Linked DNA regions of Homo sapiens: region 1 is linked to region 2. A link is a loop called in an ENCODE intact Hi-C map of the cell type or tissue named here. Cell type or tissue: heart right ventricle. All regions are shown on one strand. Links, peaks and the distances in the headings refer to the core of each region. The heading gives the core; the rest is flanking DNA. Region 1 has its middle 330 kb from the start of BRINP1. Region 2 overlaps BRINP1 (BMP/retinoic acid inducible neural specific 1).

Evidence for each region. A loop is a pair of places that touch in the nucleus more often than their neighbours do. Peaks named below come from ENCODE experiments on the same cell type or tissue, not always from the same donor. Only the 100,000 strongest peaks of a DNase experiment are listed, where the experiment ranks them.
Region 1: a loop joins it to region 2, with 3.0 times the contacts of the local background. A loop is called at or near these places in 1 of 110 quality-filtered maps.

The regions. Positions count from the first base shown.
Region 1 is chr9:119,031,765-119,040,451 of GRCh38, reverse strand. No RefSeq gene overlaps it. Among named protein-coding and RNA genes, the nearest start is that of BRINP1, 330 kb to the left of the region's middle. In heart right ventricle, for the core only: no CTCF peak of the experiment used is centred there; no DNase peak of the experiment used is centred there.
Region 2 is chr9:119,212,437-119,221,060 of GRCh38, reverse strand. It overlaps BRINP1 (BMP/retinoic acid inducible neural specific 1), which reads left to right. Exons shown (of 8, transcript NM_014618.3): 6 at 6,906-7,142. Among named protein-coding and RNA genes, the nearest start is that of BRINP1, 150 kb to the left of the region's middle. In heart right ventricle, for the core only: no CTCF peak of the experiment used is centred there; a DNase peak (open chromatin) is centred at 3,886.

The DNA of each region.
Region 1 (8,687 bases), core at 472-8,471, 180 kb after region 2:
TGCATATATATACACACACACATATATACCTGTTAGAACATATATAATGTATATATATACACACACAAACACATATATATATACACATATATATGTGTATATATACCTGTTAGAACATATATACATACACACACACACACACACATGCACACACACTCACACACATGCACACACACACAAACTTTTTTCCTTCAGAAATATGTTTTGAATGCTTTCAGGTACTTTTGAACAATTGCTTCAAAGAGAATAAAATACCTAGGAATCCAACTTACAAGGGACGTGAAGGACCTCTTCAAGGAGAACTACAAACCACTGCTCAATGAAATAAAAGAGGATACAAATGAATGGAAGAACATTCCATGCTCATGGGTAGGAAGAATCAATATCGTCAAAAAGGCCATACTGCCCAAGGTAAATTATAGATTCAATGCCATCCCAATCAAGCTACCAATGACTTTCTTCACAGAATTGGAAAAAATGACTTTAAAGTTCGTATGGAACCAAAAAAGAGCCCGCATTGCCAAGTCAATCCTACGCCAAAAGAACAAAGCTGGAGGCATCACACTACCTGACTTCAAACTATACTACAAGGCTACAGTAACCAAAACAGCATGGTACTGGTACCAAAACAGAGATATAGACCAATGGAACAGAACAGAGCCCTCAGAAATAATGCCACATATCTACAACTATCTGATCTTTGAGAAACCTGACAAAAACAAGAAATGGGGAAAGGATTCCCTATTTAATAAATGGTGCTGAGAAAACTGACTAGCCATATGTAGAAAGCTGAAACTGGATCCCTTCCTTACACCTTACACAAAAATTAATTCAAGATGGATTAAAGACTTACATGTTAGACCTAAAACCATAAAAACCCTAGAAGAAAACCTAGGCAATACCATTCAGGACATAGGCATGGGCAAGGTCTTCATGTCTAAAACACCAAAAGCAATGGCAACAAAAGCCAAAAGTGACAAATGGGATCTAATTAAACTAAAGAGCTTCTGCACAGCAAAAGAAACTACCATCAGAGTGAACAGGCAACCTACAGAATGGGAGAAAATTTTTGCAATCTACTCATCTGACAAAGGACTAATATCCAGAATCTACAATGAAATTTTACAATTTCATTTACAAACAAATTTACAAGAAAAAAACAAACAACCCCATCAAAAAGTGGGCAAATGATATGAACAGACACTTCTCAAAAGAAGACATTTATGCAGCCAAAAGACACATGAAAAAATGCTCATCATCACTGGACATCAGAGAAATGCAAATCAAAACCATAATGAGATACCATCTCACACCAGTTAGAATGGCGATCATTAAAAAGTCAGGAAACAACAGGTGCTGGAGAGGATGTGGAGAAATAGGAACACTTTTACACTGTTGGTGGGACTGTAAACTTGTTCAACCATTGTGGAAGGCAGTGTGGCAATTCCTCAGGGATCTAGAACTAGAAATACCATTTGACCCAGCCATCCCATTACTGGGCATATACCCAAAGGACTATAAATCATGCTGCTATAAAGACACATGCACACATATGTTTATTGCAGCACTATTCACAATAGCAAAGACTTGGAACCAAGCCAAATGTCCAACAATGATAGACTGGATTAAGAAAATGTGGCACATATACACCATGGAATACTATGCAGCCATAAAAAAGGATGAGTTCATGTCCTTTGTAGGGACATGGATGAAGCTGGAAACCATCATTCTCAGCAAACTATCACAAGGACAAAAAACCAAACACCGCATGTTCTCACTCATAGGTGGGAATTGAACAATGAGAACACACAGACACAGGAAGGGGAACATCACACACCAGGGCCTGTTATGGGGTAGGGGGAAGGGGGAGGAATAGCATTGGGAGATATACCTAATGTTAAATGACGAGTTACTGGGTGCAGCACACCAACATGGCACATGTATACATATGTAACAAACCTGCACATTGTGCACATGTACCCTAAAACTTAAAGTATAATAAAAACAAAATAATAAAAAAATAAAAGGCTTGGTTGAATTCCCAGTCATATGAAATGCCACATCAGGGGGCAATTTTGATTTGACAAATCAGAGCAAATGCTTGGTCATCCTTTTGTCCATTAAAAAAACCAAAAACTTAGCATTTCCACATGGATTTGGACAGTTTCATAATTTCACGTAGATTATTAAACTCACAATCGCGGGAGGCTTTTTCTAGCCCCTTCTAATGAGTAAGTAAACAATGAGATAGCTAAGACTATGAGGGAAGAAAGGGGATGTTGTTGACAACATTTAATGTGATAAAATCTTTGTATATGCTTTAAAATCAGTTTTATTGAGGCATAATTTACACACAGTAAGATAAATGTGTTCATTTTAAGTACTCTATACAATTCAATGAGTTTTAATTATGTGTACATACCTATGATCACCACCTTGGTTAAAATAGAGACTACATCCATCATCCCCGAAAGATCCATTGTGTCCTTTGCCACTGAATTCCCCACCCCTGACTCCAGGCAATCAGTAATCTGATTTCTATTACTCTAGATTAATTTACCTATTCTAAAACTACGTGTAAGTAGAGTCATACAGCATCTCCTCCTAAGTCTAGTAACTCTTGTTCAGTGTAATGTCTCTGAGATGCACTGACACTGCAGATACTAATAGTTTATTAGTATTGCTGAGTAGTACTGCGTAGTAGGGATATATCATATTTTGTTCCTTCATTCTACTGTTGATGGACATGTTTCCAGTCTTTAGTGATTTAAGATAAAGGTGCATGAACATTCCTATATAAGTCTTTTTTGTGCATACATATTTTCATTTCTTTGGGGCAAAGAGACATTTTCATTTCTATTGAGGAGATTGTTGAGTCATGGCATAGGTGTATATTTGTACACACCTCTATGAGAATCTTTATAAGGGCTTGCCCCACTGCTTTTCAAAGTACTTATACCATTTGATACTTCTACCAGCAATGCTCAATAAAGATTTGTTAAATTAATACATTATTTCTTAATTAAATACTTTATTAATAATGAGGAAAGGAATCAGAGGACTTCAATTTTCCACCCAGCATCTCTGTGAGAAATTGTTTCCTTTTTCTTAATAGTGTAACAAGAATCACCATACATATCAAATTTATACCTGCACCAGTTAGGGCTATTCCAGAAAAGTACCATAGACCAGGTGGTAGATAAACAATAGAATTTATTTATCCCAGTGCTGAAGGCTGGGAGCCCCAGATCAGGGTGCTAGCATGGTCTGTTCTAAGAGGGCCCTCTTCTGGGTACAGACTGCCATCTTCTAGTTGTATCCTCATATGGTGGAAAGAGGATGAGAGAGAGCACTCTGGGGTCCTTTTTGTAAGGCATTAATCCCATTCACGAGGGCTCTACACTCAAGACTTAATTACCTCCCAAAGGCCCTGTGTTCTACTACCGTCACATTGGGAGTTAGAATTTCAACATATGAATTTTGGGGGGACAAAAACATTTGGTCCACAATAATAACCAAACTGTTTTTAGAAATAAGAAGTCCTCAGATGTTATGCATGCTTTAAACATTGATTTTGGCATAATGCTATATATAGACAGTTTAGCATATCAGTTTGACAAAAAAGATTCAGAGTGAGCAATACAGGTAGTATATTATTAAGCAAGAGAAGCTGTTTATATTTCAACTGCAAATAACCAACTTTGGATATATACCGCTTTTGTCCTCTGTGATGTGTTAGTAGGATCTTATTCTCTGTTACAGAAAATCATACCCCCTCTCATGGGGGCTGGCTATATCACATATTGTAGTTGTGTTTGCACTGTCCATGAAACGCAAAAAAAAAAAAAAATAGAGAATGATTATAGAAATGCAACCAGTGCTAATTAACATTTTAATATTTGCCGTCATAGTTTTCTTGCATAGACCCAAAGAGGCAGAAAGCCCTCAGAGAATGATTGTATTCACCTTTGCATCTTCCATATTCAGGAGACCTAGGTGCTCAATACTCAGTAGGAGCATAGCATATGAAATTAAACTGATTTTTATATCCAGCAGGTCATCATGAGCTCAAGTCATAGTGGCATGCAAATACTAACCTTTGCATAACACTTTATGGGCCCCCTTTGTTCCTTATGGTCTGATGTGATTGTACAAACCTTCTGGAAAGTCTGCAGAACAGAAATTCTTATTATCTTTACTTCCAGATCTATTGCACTGCATGGTGACGACACTTAATAATAATGTATTGTATTTTTCAAAATTGCTAAAAGAATAGATTTTTAATGTTCTTGCCACAAAGAAGTTGGTGAGGTGAGGAATATGTTAATTAGCTTCCTTGAATCTTTCTACAATGTAGGCATAGATCAAGACATCACATTGTACCCCATACATATACACAATTATTATTTTTCAGTTAAAAATAAATTGATAAGAAGTTGATGTTTAGGGAGTTTAACATGCTTGCCCAAGGCCACACGGACAACAGCACTGCTGTAACTTGGTGTCAATGGCAGGTCGAAGACCTTTATCTTCTGTCCTCAACTCCAGCACTCCTTGGGTGACCATCACTCTACAAACTGAATTCTGTATGTCAAGAATATTTCCCTTTTTGCTCCATAGGAGAAAATTCATGATCTGAATCATAATATCATCCTTTTTTATCTTTCTGATAGCCTTTGTACCAGTAGCCTGAGGTCCATTGTGAAGGTGTGAATTGAACTTACAACTTCTGATGACAAAATTCCCTGGGCCACGCACAAGGCTGTGTTTATACTTAATAATCTCATCAGGGGTTGTAAGGCCTAATTAATTACTGTTGGTACAGCAGCCTGATATATGAAACTGAAAGATTTTACCAGAGTGCACAATATTCATAGTATAACTGTAGCATGTATAGAACTAACACAAATGTCACATAGTCAGTGAGGCAGAGAGAGTCAGTGGGAGGACCTAATCAGTGGAGCGCATGTAACATCCTGTGAGATTCCTGGGAACCACAAGTTTAAATCCCAGAAGCTAAACTCTAGTCTCTTCATCTTCTGATTATAGTCAGATGAATGAACTAATGATGGAACTTAGTGGTAGCTTGGATTTGACCTTGGAGTCTGACTGCCTATGTCTTTCATTTTGACGGACTGTGTTTGTAGAAGACAGATCAATGGGATAATAGTTTCATGGTCATTTTCATTTATAAGATCACACTTGGAGATGTCTTTTATCTTTTAAGAAGAATGAGTACTCTCTTGAAAAGAATATTTAAACTGTTGTAAGGAATTGTGGTTGAGACGTAGGCTTGGGGTCAGATCTGGGTTTAAATTCCTACTCCTTGCTAGTTGGATTAACTTGGCCTAGTTACTTAACCTCTTGAGCCCTCATTTACCTCATCCGTAAAAGTGTCTGTTGCAAATGAGAAAGTTAAATTAACACTTACTGGAATTTCTGGCACATTGAGACTATTCTACCAATGAGAGCTTTAATAATTCAGAACAAAGACCTCCTAACACCCCCTAACACTTTCTAACTTCACTGTTTAGAAGATGAGGAGTCTCAGAGAAAGAAAGTTGTTTACTGGAGAGAGAGACAAGTCTAAATCTTGGGAAACTATATTTCTCAACCCAAGCTTTGCCTCCTACACTATGAAAACACCAAGATGTATTAAGAGGAAGTGGGCTTCTCATGATTATAAGAGTTTACAGAGAGCTTGAATTATTTTATTATATAATTTTTTATTTTTTAAAAATCAGTCTTGAAATGTATCTGGACTTCTAAGCCAGAAAGACTGGGGTCTATAACTCACTCTACTCACTCACTGTGTAACCTTGGGCTATGTCAGAGCCTTAGTATCCTCTTCTGTAAGAATCAGGATTGCATATTGTTATGGACTGAATGTTTGTGTCTTACCCCAAATTCATATGTTGAAACTTTAAGCCCCAATATGGTGGTATGATGAGGCGGGGCCTTTAGGAGACAATTAGGTTTAGATGAGGTCACAAGGATGGGGCCCCACCATAGGATTAGTGTCCTCATAAGAAGAAGAAGAGACTAGAACTCTCTCACTCTGCATCATGTGAAGACACAGGGAGAGGATGGTTGCCTGTAAGCCAGGAAGAGATTCCTTGTCAGAACTAGACTATTCTAGCACTGTGATCTGGGACTTCCTTCCACTAACCTTTGCATAACACTTTATGGGCCCCCAAACACTTTGTTCCTTATGGTCTGATGTGATTGAACAAACCTTCTGGAAAGTCTGCAGAACAGAAATTCTTATTATCTTTACTTCCAGATCTATTGCACTGCATGGTGACGACAGTTAATAATAATGCGTCGTATATTTCAAAATTGCTAAAAGAATAGATGAGTGAGAAATCAATTTCTGTTGAACAGTGAGAAATCAATTTCTGTTGTTAATGCTACCCATTCTATGGGATTTTGTTATGGTAGCCTGAGATGCCATATTATTAGTACTATTTTATAAATAGTATGCATAAATTATGTGTGTGGGTATATACACGCAATCATTTTGAAGGTCAGATAAGTCTAATAACCTAACTCAGTGTTAATGTGATGAAGTCACAATAGACACTACTTCTCATCTTCTCTTTACTTTTATTGTAAAAGTCAGTAACTTAGCTCTAGTTCTTGGCTGAATGACCTTCCTGGTTCTTGGATAACAGAATTGGATGCTTGACAATCGTTCCAGATGCTAACGTGTTTTAGTATTAAGGAGGGAAACCTCCAAATGAAAAGTGTATTTGTATCTGCAATTCCATTATTATTATTGTTTCCCTGCAATCAGAGAGCTGCTGGTAAGACAGAATTGCCAGCAGGTTAGCAGGGTTGTGATTTATTGGTCTCTTCCCTTTAGTAGGAGTTGAAGTGAACTCTTATTTTTTGGAACAAAACTGCAAGAGACTATGATTTCCTCTAACTGGCAAGCTGAGACAATAGGAGGGGTTAATGTATTTCACAATGAATTCTGATTTATAAAATATGCCTAGCAGCTTATGAATATGGATATGATTTCTGCAAACAAAAGGTCACATGGCTAACAACTGGTGGAAACAATATTTATGAATGCAATGCCATAGCAAGGACTAAGGTTAGAAAAGAAAGACATTTAAGAAGGGAGATACAGGAGTCCAAGAGGATGTGCAGGTTGGCAAAGATAGATAGATAAAAATCCAAAAGAAGGCAGCAAACAGAGGCTGCACTAATGCAATAGAGAGATTGGCCAAGGAAAGTATGAAAGGTCAATCAAGAGAAGTATGAAGAGGTGAGAAAGGTAACGTGGGGGCTCAAAGCAGTTAGGGTAGAGTAGAGAAGAAACAGGTCAAGGCCACCTTGAAGTATTAATGTCTTCAGAGCGAATGAAAAAAATCTTAATAATGGATTGGGGAAAATTTTTTGAAAGTCTTTCTCCTATGGCATTTAAACTAATAAATATGTAAAACTCTGAGGAACTGTATGGTGTGTGGTATATGGAAGCACAGCTATTTTTGATGTATTCAATTAAAGAATACTCAGTAGAATATAGTTAGGCATCCTATAGTACTGAGTTCATGACCATGCTTAAAGAACTTTTTTGAGTGCTTGGGGATTTGATTTAGATTCTAAGAATTGATACCTGGATTGATATTTAGGTGTTAACAGGGCTTCCCAAATTGTTTGATTGGCTCACTAAGACACTAAAATAGCATAGAAGGAGTGACAAAGGAAAGGAGTTGACATTTCATGAGGATCTCTTATGGCCAGGACCCTGTACACAACCATCTAACTTACATTTTCCAAAAAGTGTTGTGTCTTTGTTTCATTTGAAGTTCAATCCAAAAGGAGAGGGTATGATTCTATAGCATACATCCTGTAATTCCTAACTTATGTGTTTCCATTTTGAAAACAGGATGCCAAAATTATTCAATTCCTACTCTTAATTGATGTAGGTAATATGGAAATTATTTTATCTTTTTTTTTTTGAAAAAAAAAAACAAAAAACAAAAAAACTCGCTCTGTCGCCCAGGCTGGAGTGCAGTGGTGCCATCTCGGCTCACTGCAAGCTCTGCCTCCCAGGTACACGCCATTCTCCTGCCTCAGCCTCCCGAGTAGCTGGCACTACAGGCGCCCACCACCACGCCCGACTAATTTTTTGTGTTTTTTTTAGTAGAGACGGGGTTTCACCGTGTTAGCCAGGATGGTCTCCATCTCCTGACCTCGTGATCTGCCTGCCTCGGCCTCCCAAAGTGCTGGGATTACAGGCATGAGCCACCGCACCCGGCCCTGGAAATGATTTTATCTTAAGGTCCAGAGATAGATATATTTAATCAGAGCATTGTATCAATCTGACTATAATCATCATTGGTTAGTTCAGAGATGGGTAAAGGACCCAATACTGTAATAACAGAATAAAAACTTGACAATAATTAGAACCCAGAAATAAACAGGGACTCAGTCTTAATGACTGTGTTTGAACTTCTGAATCTAGGCCCTTCTTTAAAAGAAAAAAATACATATATATTCATTCATTCTCTCTCTCTCTGTCTCTCTCTGTCTCTCTCTCTCTGTCTCTCTCTCTCTCTCTCTCTCTCTCTCTCTCCTGCTTCCACCCTGCCTCCCTATTCTGAGTTTGGCTCTATTGCCTGTAAATAAGAACCTGGCTACCAATGATTTCATTATCAATATTTTTGGAAGACATT
Region 2 (8,624 bases), core at 624-8,623:
GTATTTAATATCTAATGAAATAGGTCAGAAAAGAGCAAATCCATCAAAAATACCACTGTATTAGGTAATTAGGATATAGAATAAAACAAAATAAAGCTTACCAAAAACAACCTATGACAATGCATGGTCTTTGCCTTGCATAAGAAAGGCTTAGATTGACCCAAATTATGCCCTCTGCTATGGCATACTGAGTTCACTTTCTTTATCTACCTATTCAGACCATGCTCATGTTTCAAGATTCAGCCCACATCCCACAGCCATTACAAAGTCTTCCATATTCATTATTTCCAGGCCTATTTTCTTTCGTCTTCATAATAGATCACTGACTTATTCAATACTTGAAATACATTTATAAAAACCTACTATGTGCCAGACACAATACTACTTTTAATGTTTTAATCATCAATCAAGGACTTTCTTTCCCGTTCTTGAATTTTTTTTTTGCTTTAGTTTTCAATATCTGAGTAACCTCTCTGTTTCTTTAGGAGGTGGGAAGCATGCATTAAACCTCTTATTTCCTCCAACAATTCCTAATGTACTACTTGTTAAAAGGAGAAACAAGCTGAGTTCCTGTCAGCAAAAGAGCAGAATCAAAGTCAGCGATGAAGATTGGGCTATAATCTTCAGGTCTTAGGTTCACCTTCAGCTTCTGTTGATTGGATCTTCTTTCCCAGTTATCTTTTCCAGATATTCTTCTTTCCCCAGCCTCACAGAGCATGGTCAGTTGATCCAAGTGCCTGCTAGCAATATCATCAATGTTGTTGAAGGTCTCCAGAGATCCAACTTGAGGGTCCCCTAAAGTTCTTCTGTTACTTGAGTACTCCCAGTGGTTGAAACTCAATAACACAGTGAGCCCCATTTTTTTCCTGAGTCTCAGAATCCCATCTTATAATGAATAAAGATCTTTCTTGTACTATAAGAAATGCTATTTCCTCTAAGGAGCTCACAGATTTCTGCTTTGTGTCACCCTTCCCTTCAAAATTTTGATCTCTTGTGTGCAAGTACTCTTTCTTTTCTTTTCTAGGGAACTTGTAAGCAAACAAACAAAAGAAGACGAACCTTAGTCAGAAAGAAATGTGAGGGCCAAGTTGATTCTCAGCTGGAAGGAGTTCTATGCCCGTGGCCTTTTCCATGCTCTTCCCGCTGTCTAGACTACTCTTTCTGTGGATCCCTCATCCCCTAGTGCCCTTGTATCCATTAGGTCTCAGCTTAAATGCTACCCCCTAGGAGAGTGGAGAGTGCTTTTAACACCCCTAATCCAGTCCATGCTGAGTTCATTGTTCTTTCCCTGTGTTCCCTGAAAAACTTGTACTTCTCATAGAATACTGGTTTCATTGCATCCAAGCAACTAGTTTACATCTCTTTCTCTCTCTCTCTCTCTCTCTCTCTCTCTCTCTCTCTCTCTCTCTCTCTCAGTAAACAGTAAGACCTACAACAAGAGGGAGTTGTCTGCCTCATTCACCCTAGTATCCACAGCACAGCTGCCTGGCACATAGTAGGGCTTCAGGAATATGTGTGAAAGAAGGGAAGCAGAAAGATGGGAAGAAAGAAAGGAAAGATAAATGGGAAGAAGGAAGGAGGGAAGAAAATGAGGAAAGAAGGAAAACAGGAAGGAAGGAAGGAAAATTAATAGAAGAAAAATGATGGAGTGATTAAAAACGAAGACCAATAATAATTATTTTAATCCTCATATAAGAAAATGCATTCTTAGCATGTTTTATACTGGCTCAAATGGTGCTATTCAAGGAGGATTTTTCAAGAAGGGTTCAAGTTTGGTCCAGGTAATGAATGTGATCTGATATCTAGTTAAATGGGGGGCAACCTAACATTTGTTGAACACTTAATTATGACAGTGTCTTGGTCTGCTCAGGCTGCTGTAACAAAATTTCACAGACTGGGTGGCTTACACAAAAGGAAATTATTTGTCACAGGTCTGGATGCTGGGAAGTCTAAGATCAAGTACCAGCAGATATGGTGTCTGGTGAGGGAGGGACTGCTTCCTGGCTTGTAGACAGCTACAAGCTGTCTCTTCTCCCATCTCTTCCTTTTCTTATAAGGGCACTAGTCCCATCACAAGGGCACCACCCACATGACCTCATCTAAACCTAATGACTTTCCTAAGTTTCCGGCTTCTTATACCATGGCATTGCAAGTGAGGGTTTTGGCATATGAATGTATGTATGCAGGGGACAGGGAGCGCAAACATGCAGTCCATGGCAGCCGAGTTGTGGCTTAAGTTTATGCCTTTTCTCTCTTTGTTAGTATACAAGGAGATTGGGGTTTCAACCTCATAGCCAAAAAAAAAAAAAAAAAATCCCTGAGTTTCAGGGGGTATAAAACATTGCCAGAGGTCTCAACTGTGCTGGAGCCACCACAGGGGTTGTAAGCCAGGTCACCCTCGAGTGTGTCAGAACTCAAGTTGAATTCCTAGATTGGAGTCCTGGTTCTGTTACCTTAGTTGTGAGACTTTGGCCAGGTCACCTGATTTTTAAATTCTAACACCTCAGAAGCCTCGTGAGGCACTTTCTTTTCATCTTGGAGAAGGAAGCGTTTAAAGTTCAAAGTCAACACTTCCTCCTTGCAGGAGGAAGTGTTTAAAGTTCAAAGTTCCTTTGACTGTTAGGGTGCAGTGGCTTATGCCTGTAATCCCAGCACTTTGGGAGGCCGAGGCAAGTGGATCATGAGGTCAAGAGCTCAAAACCATCCTGACCAACATGTTGAAACCCTACTCGGGAGGCTGAGGTAGGAGAATCGCTTGAACCCGGGAGGCGGAGGTTGCAGTGACCTGAGATTGTGCCACTGCACTCCAGCCTGGTGACAGAGTGAGACTCGGTCTCAAAAAAAAAAAAAAAAAAATATTTATTTGATCAACAAATGAGTGCCTGGAGCCTACACTGGGCTTGACCTTAGTTTATACTCTGGGGGCCCTTAGAGGGCAGACAGGTCCCTTCTTCCCTAGAGCCTACTCTCTAATGGGGATGATAGAAAAACTATTAGAAATAAAACAAATTCAAAAGATAATTTCAGCCAGGAATTAATCCTATGAAAAAAATTGAAGATGCCTTTTAACCTGGGTCTGGGAGGGTCTGGATTATAGGACAAGGGATCAAGCAGAAATCTGAGGAGAGAATATTCGGTGCACAGGGAAACGCAAGTGCAAAGATTATGGGAGGAACAATATTGATGTGTGTATTGCAGGTACTGAAAAAAAGGCAGGGTTTTTCTGATGTATTCTCAGTACAGAAGAGAATATTAGGAGATAAGAGGAAGGAGGGAGGCAAGGAAATAGAGATATCCCATCATGTGACACAGAGAAAGAGAAATAATATCTCAGCACACAAAGACTGTATACAAGCTACAAAAAATATTGTGAGATGCACCTGTCGAAGGTGAATTGAAAGGAAAAAGAATGAGGCACAAATCAGGAAAAGAGAAGGAAGACATCTTGGGTGTTCCCACATATACATTGCCCACATGCTCTGCAGAACAGTGAAACATTCCATTTTAAATTATAACAAGATTATTTTAATATATAAAAAGATTGGGAGAAAAATATTCCATATGTTCAGTGTGGGTGAGTTGATGTTCAAATAAAACTCTCAACTATTGCCTGCCTGGGTTTTCTAAGGCAAAATTTATATGCTTGGCAATAACAGTAGCCCTTTTCTCTCTCATTTTCTCAGTTTTCTTTTCTCTCTCTCTCTTTCTCTCCGTGTGTGTGTGTGTGTGTCTGTGTGTCTGTGTGTTGTGTCTTTGGGAACTGTGGGGACAGAATATTTCACCCCAGCCGGCAGCTGTATATCTTTCAAACAGTGGTTTCACAAGCCAAATCCCCCTCCAAATTATTTATGGTTCCCATTGAAGCAGGCAGGATTCAGGCGCCCATGTAGGAGTTCAGCACTGGGCCTCTTTGTTGGACACAGGCCATCAGGAGACGACTCTGTCTGTGACTGCTGTGTGAACCTCCGCTGCCGTAGAAATGGTTATGTAACTTTAAACAGTAATGACATTTTACAGAAAAGTGCTTTTTAATTGCTATGTCTTCATTGTTCTCTTTCGAAATTGCCCAGGAGATTCTGCCTCCAAGACAGCTCGGCATGTTCTGAGTTTCCATTTTTAAAGAGCAGCCAGTTTTGTATTTTAGCTGCTCCCAGAAAACCCCCAACCCCAAACTTCATCTGTTTTCAGTTGCATTAAATGGGGTAGGTAATACTGCCTTTTGTATCCTTGCCAAATGGAAAAATGATTTGACGCAATTTTCTATAAATGCTCTCCCCAAATTCCTTTTGGGCTGGGACCAAGAATAGAATATTTTATCCCCTACAGAAGGGAGAAAGAAAATGATGAGCAAGCTAGAAAAATAGAACTGAGAATATAGTCTGTAGAGTTCCTTTAAGCAACAGAAACTTAACCCCGATCCATACACCCAGTTGCCTATGGGGGATTGGGATCAGCTAAAAATAAATTTGGCTCTAGAAGAGAAAATGGTGATATAGATAAAATGACTAAAAGAATTGTAGACTCAGAAAGAATTGCACACTCTGAAAGAATTGTAGACTCAGTTCAGAAGGGACTTTATTCTTGATTTGTTTTACCTCACGTTTTGGTATGTGTGTTATGCCCTTGTACAGTAGCCCTCCCAAACAGTCACTCAAACCCATACGGACTCATTGCTCATCAATGTGGAGCTCACTCAGTCTCACAGCAGCCCGTTGTTCAACTGTATAGCTTAATCTGCTAGAATCCCTTCCATGCATATTGACATATACACCTTTCTCAACAGCCCTGTCACCAATGCTGGTTCAACAGGCACAGAATTCTAAACCCTCCTGCTTATCAAAGCTCTGCAAATATGTGAAGACTGCCTTTTGATTATACACCCACACCTGTTTTTCTTTCATTAATCCTGAAGGTTTTGTTAAACCTTTAACCACTTTAATCAGAGGAGTGGCATCATCATCAATATCGTCATCGTCATCACATCAAAAATAAGAACAGACAACATTTATTGTTTGCTTGCTATGTGCCAGGAGCTTTTCCAGATAATTTGTAGGCATTCTTTCATGTAGTCCTCTCAATAATCTTTGTACATAGATACTAAGTGGAACCTAACAGGCAGGCTGAATATTTTGCTTGAGATGACTTAGGTAGTAAGAAGAGGAGCCAGTGCAGCCCTGCCCAGGTTTTTGACCACACCGTGCAGTGCAGCCATGCCCAGGTTTCTGACTACAGCATGCAGTGCAGCCATGCCCAGGTTTTTTACTACAGCGTGTGGTGTCCTGCCATAAGGCATGCTGGAGGAATCATCTTCTTTCCCACAATGTCCCTCTGAAAATATTCTCTTTTAGCTGCCATGTGAAGACAGGTTGAAAGGATGGGGCTTATTTAAGTATATATAAAACCTGAAGAAAATGGAAAAAAGATAAAAATCTAGAAACAACTGTGAATAGAAAATGGAAGAAATGCTGACCTTGTTGAGCAAATCCCTGATGAGTTGGATTAAGGAGTGTCCCTGAAGCATAAATGAGAAAAAAAATAATCCAAATAAGAATACAGTTCTCTTTTACACAGTGAGTAGTAGAACCATTACCTCATATTGGAAGCTAAAACTGTTTGCAGCTCCAAATGAGGTGGAGAGAAATGTCCTAAGCGAAAGTGCCCTAATGAATTAAGTTAGCCCAGATCTGTCCTTCTCTCTGGGCACCACAGACAATAGACCACTCTGCTGACTTTTCATAGGTACCAGAGTAGTGCTCATGTCCAAATAAATCCTTCTCTATCATTGGCTCTCTGTATTAAGACTTTGAATATTCAAGTATAAAGAGAGGATCATGAGATGTAATCCAGAGTGCTAATCCTGTAACCATGGGCTGGTCACTTCCTATTGGTAGACCATGGCTTCCTCACTGTTAGAGCAAAGAAGAGAAAATTAATTATCTAGTGATGCTTGTGTCTAGTGATGTGTTAGTTTTTATGTTACAGTGGTCCTATTAAATTATATCACTCTAATTATGTTACTCGTACCCTTCAAAACTACCAATGTGTACCTATGATCCACAGAATAATGTCCAAATTCCCTAGCATATAATAAAGCCCTTTGCACACTGGCCTCTGTCCCTCTCTACAGCTATTTTCTACAGCACGAGCACCTCCATTCATCCAAGTTCATTTCTTCACTAGGAATTTCCAGACACATGATGCCTTTCCTCTTTTAAGAATGTCCTTCCTGTTCTTCTTTTAACCTAGTGTTCTCTTACTTGCTTTTCAACCAGCCCAAATTCTGTCTCCTCTATGAAGGTTTCCCTGCTATCTAAACAATGTTATTTGCAGTCTTCTGCTGTTCATTTGCCTCATATGGCTCTCTCTGCTATAGGTCTATAAAGCCATGTTATGATGATGTGCGTCCATGTCTACACCTGCTGATTATATTGTAAACTCCCCAAGGGCAAGGATTGTGTCTTTTTTTTTTTTTTATCTCTACAGGCCTAGTGCCTAGCTCAGAACTTGTGTTTCATAAATAGGGTTTATATAAATACTTAAGGAAAGCACTTGAGGAAATAAAGAATAATAAACAATAATGTTATATTTTCAATAAGAGTTTTCTCCACAAATGGAAAAGGTATATACCATATGTGGCTCTAGCCTCAGTCCTACTATAACAGAATAGAGTATGCCTTTCAGAGATGGCCAAAGTCATGACCTGAGAAGTTTAAGTAAAAGTGATGCAACTGGAAGCCTCACCAATAATACCCTGTCTGGATCTAGGTTGGCCCAGAAATATATTGGTTCCAATACACAGGGAGAAATGTAGCAGCTTCAGATTCCTATGTATCACCTTTGGAAATTGTTAATGAAACACCTTTTTTTAAACCTTTCTGTTTTCCCTTCTTGCTATTCTCACACAGGTCTTCAGATAATCTTTCCTCAGTATCTGCAAGAGAAGTTTGTCCAGTCGGCCTTGAGCTATATCATGTGCAATGGGGAGGGGGAGTACCTGTGCCAGAACAGCCAGTGTCGCTGCCAATGTGCCGAGGAGTTTCCGCAGTGCAACTGCCCCATCACGGACATCCAGATCATGGAGTACACGCTGGCCAACATGGCCAAGTCTTGGGCCGAAGCTTATAAGGACCTGGAGAATTCAGGTAGAGAGTCTCACTCAGTGCCACTGCATGAGTGGCCTTGAGCCAAGTCTGAAAGGGAGCTAATCTAACTGGAATTAGGACTGCTGCAAGGGAAAGTTCAGTGACCCTGACCCTTTCACTTTGGAGTGTCCAGATGCAAGTATAATAGCTGTCACAGAGCAGGCACTCAATAAATCTCAACTGAATAAAATTAATGAATAGCATAATCCAGTTTGTGGTCATATGATGTATTGTTTCTGTCGTACCCAGAAGACAGAAAGAATAAATCTGCATAGGAAGCCTCTGGAGAGGGAAGAGTCAGAGGTAGTTGTATTGATTCCTTGGGCTGTGTATGTGTGTGTGGATATTTGTGTGTGTATGTGTTTGTGTGTGCACCCACACACTTCTGTCCATCTCTATAACTAGATAAACATACCTCTATGTGTATATTTATATGTGCATATGCATAGAGATATAGATATCCAAAGAATCTACAGACTATCAAAGCTCAAAGTCTCTTTTCTGGTATCTTAGTTATTTTCTGCCTTTCATAGTTCAGAAAAATGAGTTTCAGGGGTGGAAAGACAGTCATCCAAGCTCCTAAAGTGGATGAAGTCTGAAGTAGGATCTCTACCTTCATGGACATTTGAGTTTTGTTGGAAAGCCAGGCATTAATTATGTAACCATGCCAATGATTAGGAAATGTCAAGGATACGTCTGTAAAAAGGGAGGAGTTGCTGTGAACAAACGATGTAGAGTTGGGGGTCAATGTGGTCAAGGAAGTCTACCTTAAAAAAGAACAGAAATGGAAGTATCTGACTATGGTGCAGATATGAGAAGGTGATTACAGGTAGACCAATGGGAGGCACAAAGGGCCTAGGAGAGAGATGACCATGATGTGGGTTAAGGAGATGGTACAAGTTGTAAAAACTGGAAATGTGCAGATATGCCAACATATTTAGAAGGAAAAAATGGCAGAGCTTGATGTTAGATTGTCTACAAGAGTTGAAGAGAAAAGGGATATTGAGGTGATACTCATAAACCTCCTTTAGATAGGCATGTTAGACAACTTGATAGATGTTGATATCTTTCATTGAGCTAGAACACCCTGAAAGATTTGGAAAGAAGACCATGTGCTCACTTTTCTATAGGATAAGCTTGAGAATCCTTGAGACTTCCAAGAAGAGATGCCAAGCAGGTACTTAACATATAATATGTGCTCAAGTACCTGTTAAATAAATGGACTCATGCAAAAAAGCATTCCTGTCTTTACAACAACATTATATTTCTTAAATCTGTTATAATAGCCACCTTAAAGGAAGTACTAACATTTCTGAATTACAGAGAAGGGAACACCTCCTCTATAATCCTCCTGCAAGACCCAGTGTTTTCCCTAGGGTTGCACAGTTAGTAAATGGCAGGATTGGTAATGGAATTCCTGATTCCAAATCTAGTGCTCACAGCAGATTTGGTAACTTAATTTTACTTTGTCCCCCAGGCCTG